Linked DNA regions of Homo sapiens: region 2 is linked to region 1. A link is a loop called in an ENCODE intact Hi-C map of the cell type or tissue named here. Cell type or tissue: MCF 10A. All regions are shown on one strand.

What was found. Peaks named below come from ENCODE experiments on the same cell type or tissue, not always from the same donor. Only the 100,000 strongest peaks of a DNase experiment are listed, where the experiment ranks them.
Region 2: a loop joins it to region 1, with 4 times the contacts of the local background. A loop is called at or near these places in 2 of 110 quality-filtered maps.

What each region holds. Positions count from the first base shown.
Region 1 is chr1:212,813,064-212,817,063 of GRCh38, forward strand. TATDN3 (TatD DNase domain containing 3) reads left to right here. Exons shown (of 10, transcript NM_001042552.3): 10 at 1,950-3,767. The coding sequence ends at 2,093. Among named protein-coding and RNA genes, the nearest start is that of TATDN3, 23 kb to the left of the region's middle. In MCF 10A, a CTCF peak has its summit at 2,124 (motif pointing right); a DNase peak (open chromatin) is centred at 2,128.
Region 2 is chr1:213,068,059-213,072,058 of GRCh38, forward strand. It overlaps RPS6KC1 (ribosomal protein S6 kinase C1), which reads left to right. Exons shown (of 15, transcript NM_012424.6): 2 at 2,948-2,983. Among named protein-coding and RNA genes, the nearest start is that of RPS6KC1, 19 kb to the left of the region's middle. RefSeq lists an enhancer at 2,383-2,682. In MCF 10A, a CTCF peak has its summit at 2,501; a DNase peak (open chromatin) is centred at 2,493.

The DNA of each region.
Region 1 (4,000 bases):
ACTAGCAGTATCTGGTATACAGTAGGTATTCAATGAGTGTTCATTTTTCTTCTTTTAATTAGCATGTTATAATGAAGTTCTATTTCTTTCAATACAAGTATTGATATAATCATGGGTTTATTTATATGATCTTTGCTGTTAGTATCTCTTTTTGTTATTGTAGGCCACAAAGAATCATATTTTAAATTTCACTCTCTTTCATATTGCTACTATTTTAAATTATAATTTTCTGAAAGTAAGCCACAGTATATGCTTTATTTGCTTTAGGCAGTACCTATTACAATGACCTCCCAATGTGCAGTTTAATAAGTGCCTTTGACTACCCATCAGATCTGTGTCTCTATGCCTGCCAAATTCAGAGAATTGGCACTCAAAATTTAGAGGTTTGGGAACAGTAGCAATTATTATCCGTTTATTCAGAAACTATGATTATATGTGATTGCAATGTGAATTTTACTAACTGATGTTCAATTAATGTTTCTATTTTTATTTTCTTTCTTTTCTTTTTTTTTTTTTTTTTGAGACAGGGTCTACTCTGTCACCCAAGCTATAGTGCAGTGGCGTGATCACAGCAACCTCGACTTTCTGGGTTCAGATGATTCTCCATCAGGCATGTGCTACCATGCCTGGCTACTTGTTTTTGTTTTTGTTTTTGTTTTGTTTTTGAGACAGAGTCTTGCTCTGTCGCCCAGGCTGGAGTGCAGTGGCGCAATCTCAGCTCACTGCAACTTCCGCCTTCTGGATTCAAGCAATTCTCCTGCCTCAGCCTCCCTAGTAGCTGGGATTACAGGCTTGTGCCACCACGCCCGGCTGATTTTTGTATTTTTAGTGCACATATATTTCATAAAAACAGGATTAACTTGGACATATTATTTTATAACTGATCTTTATGTGGTAAACCTCTGTATATATATTTTTTTTGTTAATTTTTTTTTTAATAGAGACAAGGTCTCACTATGTTGCCCAGGCTGGTCTCAAACTCCTAAGCTCAAGTGATCCTCCCACCTCGGCCTTCCTAAGTGCTAAGATTACAGGTGTAAGCCACTGCACCTGGCTGAACCTCTGTATATATTAATAAACATACTTTTCTTCATCATGTTTAATAACTGCATAATATTCCAGTATGTGAGTTTACCATATTTAACTTGCTATTGGTCATCTAGATTGTATTATAAACAACATGATTAACATAAATCTCTATGCCCATTTTTAATTTTTTTGGGCTACATTACCAAAGTGCATTTTAAAAATTTTAACAATAATGTTATTCTTCTGAACATTATCATCCTGAGTAGATACTTATTGATAGTAACAATAATAATTTATTTCATAAAATCTAAATGCTACTGATTGTAGAGGCACCATTGTTTACCATTGTTTTATGACCATTAAGAAAGAAAAAACACTGCCAGTTATACTATGAAATACCACTGAATCTAAATGAAATATACTGTATCAATTTCAGAGATGTTAAAATAGGAGAGGAAATGCATCTTAGAATCAGTGAAATGCCAGTACATAATCTATTTCATCTTTCCAATACATGTTGGCAATTCTTGAATCAAACTGTCATGTAGCCTGTGAGGTAGGCGGCCAAGCAGCAGAGCAGTGACCTTTTACAAGCATTCACCTAAGCAACAAACCAAAGGACAATTAATCCATTAGTCAGGCAGGTTACCAGGTGTTCACTGTTTGCAGACTGCTTCATGTGCTAGGAGCTAGGGACTTCAATTGTAAATACCCCAGGGTTCTTTTCAGGAGCAGCACAGATTTACAATCAACATTGCAGCCACACCTCCCTCCCAGCCCTCATCCCCACCTAAAAAGAAAAAAATTAAAAAGGAGCCCATCAGTTGTTTTTACCAACTCATTTTCTTCTATCTATAGTCTCCAAGGATCTGCTTCCCTTCAGTGTCATGTTTGACATGGTGTCTGCTGTCTTGTTTCAGGTACGGAATGAGCCCTGGAACATTTCTATTTCAGCAGAATATATTGCCCAGGTGAAAGGGATCTCAGTGGAAGAAGTTATAGAAGTGACGACACAGAATGCATTAAAACTGTTTCCTAAGCTCCGACACTTGCTCCAGAAATAGCTTCAAAACCATCCATTACAAAATCGAATCAACTGCAGGGGGCAGCATTTGAAAAATAGAAATGTTCTGATGAAGAATCTGAACTGAAGAAGCTGTTTTATAGGGTTATAGAAGATTGTAATTGTAGAGAAATATTTCTCTTAGAAATAAAACTGGGCTTGGATCCTGAAACCCTGGGTTCTGATTCTAGCCTTGTGCTGCTTTTCAATTAGCCGAGTTCTGGCAGGATATTGGGAAAATACTGCTACTTCTTACATTGCCCTTTTATATAGAACCACCACCTGAACTGAAACCATTGCTACTGGGAAGGGTGGCTCCCACAGGAAGAGTATAAGCACTACTGTGATGAGGATGGAGTAAGCTAAAGTATACTTTTTTTTTTTTTTGATGGAGTTTCGCTGTTGTTGCCCAGGCTGGAGTGCAATGGCACGATCTTGGCTCACTGCAACCTCCACTTCCCAGGTTCTAGCGAGTCTCCTCCCTCAGCCTCCCAAGTAGCTGGGATTACAGGCATGTGCCACCATGCCCAGCTAATTTTGTATTTTTAGTAGAGACAGGGTTTCTCCATGTTGGTCAGGCTGGTCTCGAACTCCCGACCTCAGGTGATCCGCCCGCCTCGGCCTCCCAAAGTGCTGGGATTACAGGCATGAGCCACTGCGCCAGCCTAAAGTGTGTTCTTACCACCTATTTTTCTTCCCATAGGAGTTAGCCAGTGAAGGGAGAATGTCTGGTTTTCTATGCTGTCAGAAATCTCTTTTCTAGGTTTGTAAAATTGAACTTTTAGTACTTCGAATTATTTCTCTTTAAGATAAAAATGCATACGATTTTTACACTGATCTTAGATTTTTGACTTATGAGGCCAGTGGTTTAAACAATCATTATTGAATACCAAGCCCAAAAGTTTAGTTAATACACCAATTGTAAGTTCTGGTCTGAATTTTGTCAACATATTTAGAATGTAAATGGCATTATTAAAAATGTATCTGATTTCTCTGTGAACAGTAATATTTCATATTTTTAAGTTTAAAAATGTTAGTGTAAGCCAGGCACAGTGGCATTCACCTGTAGTGCCAACCACTCAGGAGGCTGAGATGGGAGACCTTTTAAGCCTGAGTTTGAGTCAGGCCTGGGCAACATAGATGTGAGCACCTATCTCTAAAAATGTAAATAAATAAAAATCTCAAAAAAATTAAAAATCTCAAGTGTAAAAACAGTTCTGTAGATAGATGGTAGTGATGGTAGCACATCAATGTGAAGGTATTTAATGCCACTGAACTGTACACTTATAACGAATTAGGATAAATTTTATGTTATGTGTATTTACTACAATTTTTTAAAAATCGTATATGTAGTTTAACAGGTGTGGTCAATATCAAAACTTAGGTATTTAATCTTGTTAAATTATATAAGCAGAAAATGCTGGAAAAAGTACCTGTCATAGAAAAAAATAAACTTCCTAAATCAAAGTGATTTTATGAAATGATCTTCAATAAATATTTTGAAATGAATTCATTTATGGAAGAATCAAAACTAGGTCAGATTGTCCAAACCAGACTAAGAAACTGAATAGGGTATTTTATGAGGTATTTAATGACTCATCAGCACCATTTTAAATGAAATTCCTACATTTAACAGGAGATTATATTAAAACTGGACTTTTAAGCTCTCTTCCAACTCTGTATTTCTTTTCCCTATTTCCTACCTTCTGTACACATACCCTTTGTCAGACTCTTACCATTAAATCGTTTAAGGTTCAAGTTAAATTACTTCATCTTGCCTCATCACCCAGCCAGACATGATCTTTGCCCTCTAAATTGTTTAGCCATTTTCTTCATGTATTCATCCATTTGTTTGTTTCAGTTATTAAGCCCCTCCTCCTATAGGCTGCCCACTAGTCTAGGTTCCTA
Region 2 (4,000 bases), 250 kb after region 1:
GAGAAAAACATAAATTGTGAAATTTAAAGTACATTTGAATAGACCTTGCTGTGAGTGATCATGTGCTATTTTTGGGGGGTGGATTATTAGTGGATTGGTTATCCATGACTTTTCTTCTCAATACATTTCATAAAAATGTAAGAACGGCGGGGCGCAGTGGCTCACGCCTGTAATCCCAGCACTTTGGGAGGCTGAGACGGGCAGATCACGAGGTCAAGAGATTGAGACCATCCTGGCCAACATGGTGAAACCTTGTCTCTACTAAAAATACAAAAATTCGCTGGGCATGGTAGCACATGCCTGTAGTCCCAGGTACTCGGGAGGCTGAGGCAGGAGAATCACTTGAACACAGGAGGTGGAGGTTGCAGTGAGCCAAGATCGCGCCACTGCACTCCAGCTTGGGTGACAGAGCAAGACTCTGTCTCAAAAAAAAAAAAAAAAAAAAAAAAAAGAAACACTTATAAGAAGCAAAATTAGTCATACTATGTGAAATACTATACTTTTGGAAAGGTGTGTGAGGGGACAGGCTGGTATTTGAAAGTAATAGCTAAAATCAAAGATTTGAATAATGTATAGTTGTTAGTTACCTGTTATAGTCTCTTATACTGAATCTGTGTTGTCTAATTTGGTAGCCATTAACCACATGTAGCTATTTTGATTTAAATTTAAATTAAGGCTTACAGTGGTTCTCACTTATAATCCTAGCACTGTGGGAGGCTGAGGCGGGAGGATTGCTTGATCCCAGGAATTTGAGAGCAGCCTGGGCAACATAGGGAGACCCCCATCTCTACCAAAAAAAAAAAAAAGTGTATATATGTGTGTGTGTGTGTGTGTGTGTGTGTGTGTGTGTGTGTGTATGCCGACTGTGGTGTGCCTATAGTTCCAGCTACACAAGAGGCTGAGGTGGGAGGATCAGTTGAGTCCAGGAGTTTGAGGCTGCAGTGAGCTATGATCATGCCATGGCACTCTAGCCTAGGTGACAGAGTGAGACCCTGTCTCTTTAATACAAAAATTTTTTTGAATTAATTTAAATGAAATAAAATTAATGTAGTTTCTCAAAGTAGCCATATTTCAGTGGCTCAGTAGCCACACACATGTGGCTAGTGGTGGCTGTGTTGAACACTGCAAATAGAGAACCTTTTTTTCCGTTATCACAGAAAGTTCTATTGCATAGCACTGTAGTATAAATTAATGACAATTACTACAAGATTTCACCAAGTTTATATATTCTGAAAGTTGGAGAATAGAGTGCAAGATATTTGTTCTCTGGAATTCTTAGGTGGGACCTTTTACAATGGTTAACCTGTCTGGTAGGGGACAGGAAACTTTTAAATTATAGAGTTCTTGCTGTGTCCTTATTTGTTGTTCACAACAGCCAGGCCAGGCAGTTAGTATTATCTCCGTTTTATCGATGAGATCAAACCTGTAAGAGGAACTGTAATTTGAACCAAGGTTTGTCTGACTTTACATCCTCTATTTTTTGTTCTTATTTTGGACTTTAGGGGTGTTGCTGAATGGATTATAATCCCTAGTTCATGGTGTATTGTCATTAGATATCAAAGACCCTTTTCTTCCTCACACTCCTAGGCAACCATTTTAATGTGTGTTTGATTTATCTTTTTTTAAAATTTTTTTTAAAGTGAAAGCAAGTTTATTAAGAAAGTAAGGGAATAAAGAATGGCTACTCCATAGGCAGAACAGCCTGATTTATCTTTTTGTTTATTTTTGCAAAATACACCATTGTAGCTTCAAAACCGTTAATTTGACACTTACATGGATGGTACCGTATTATGTAATCTAATGTGAGATTTTCCTAATTTAGGATGCTGTTTGATGATTTAAACACCTAGCCTTTTCAAAAGTTTTGTGAAAAAAATCTTTTTACCTGGTGTTAGACTTTTTGGCCTTTGTCATCAGGGAAGTCTGAAGGAATCTCTCCTTTTCCTCTTTGCTTAGGGAGTATTGATAGAAGGATTATTTGTCCCTGAATGTTTGTAAATAATTTATATTACTTTTGTTTTCTTCATCATAGGTAGCCAGTGATTACTTCTCATACTTCTCACATGTTGTGTCCGAGCATTGTAGCTGCTTTTTTTTAATTGAAAGTTTTATTGTGCTAATTGTAGATTCATATACAGTTGTAAGAAATAATGTAGGGAGATCCCTTGTACACTTTGCCTAAGTGCAGCTGCTTTTTATGCTTCTAATTTGTATATAGGCTTGCTGGGAAGGGGAGATGTGAACAAACTTGTTAGAATTATGTTAATTAAGTAAGAGTAAAGGCCAGATGCTTTTTCTTAAGAATGTAGTGAATATATGAACTTTAGCATGTGGACTTACTTTTAGCTGTTTTTTTGCTTAATTTTTAGTATTGTTAAAATAACATTTTTAGCCAAATTAAATTTAACAGAGTTTAATTGAGCAAAGAATGATTCACAAATTGGTCAGCCTCCTCAGCCAGTGTAGGTCCAGAGAGACTCCAGCGCAACCATGTGGTGGAAGATTTATGGACAGAAAAAGGAAAGTGATGTACAGAAAAGGAAACTGAAACAGCTGTATTGGTTCCAACTAAGCATTTGCCTTATTTGAACACTGTTTGAACAGTTGGCTCTCTTTGGCCAAAACTTGGTGATTGGCGCCAGAGTAGGTTACAGTCTTTACACATCTATTTACATATCTATTTCTCTTTCATTATGTACAGAGAAACTTTTAGGCCAAACTTAAAATATGTAGCCTAAGGGAGGTAACTTTAGGTTAAACTTGATTTAACAGTATGAATTTCAGATAGTGAAGTTATTATATAGCTGAGTTTTGGATAAATGATATAGTGTTTATTTTTTTAAGCAAATTGAATTTTTCATACAAATACTATTGGAAGTTAATTATACAAATATGAAATCTTAAATTTTGATAATGATTAGAGATTTCTATGTATGTTTTGTTTTAGGTTGTTTCACGAAGAAATCCAGAGGATGTCCAGGAGGTAACATTTATATGAAGATTTTATTTTATGTATTTGATAAAAATTTAACTAAATGCTTTTTTGAGGAAATTGCCTGAATCATTTGTACATCAACCTCTTTTTTTTGAGACGGAGTTTCGCTCCTGTTGCTCAGGCTGGAGTGCAGTGGCGCAATCTCGGCTCACTGCAACCTCTGCCTCCTGGGTTCAAGTGATTCTCCTGCCTCTGCCTCCCGAGTAGCTGGAATTACAGGCATCTGCCACCACACTCAGCTATTTTTGTATTTTTAGTAGAGATGGGGTTTTACCACGTTGGCCAGGCTGGTCTCGAATTCCTGACCTCAGGTGATCCACCTGCCTCAGCCTCCCAAAGTGCTGGGATTACAGACGTGAGCCACTGTGCCTGGCCTGTACATCAGTCTTTATATGTTTGCGTGAAGATTGTCTTCATTTCACAAAACAGTAGCTGAAGTGTCCTATTTGAGACCTACTAAGTAATTGTTAAGTTTTAGTAGGTGTTAAGTTATATAAATAAGAATTTAATGAATTATGGTGCTGTTTACTAAGTGATCATTGTTCTGGTAACTAGTGTTTACAAGATTTCAGTATCACTTAAGGGCCCCTATTTACCCATTTCAAGATCATAATGCCTGTGTAATAAAAAGTATTTGGTAACTAATATTTATTTTAAAGATTCTAACAGTAAATTATGGGTCTCTGCCTACTTTCACTTTTAGATTGAATTGACATGTTGACATCTTGGAAAACTGCTTTAGGCATAGATATTTCTTTTTTTTTAAACTTTAAGTTAGTAAGTTCTTTTGCAGATTCTTCTGTGCATTTTTTCATTTTTTTTCCTTCTTTCTATAATGGTACCAGCCTGTTATGTTTTGCTTAAAATTGTGGAATTCTCTATTTGTATTTACTTTGTGCTTGTTGTGTATCTTTAGGAATCCTTACTGAGGAGCTTGCTGCTTTGAATGTTTCTTGATTTATTTTCATTTTAGTCCCTGCTCAATTTCACTAAGACTAGAAGGAC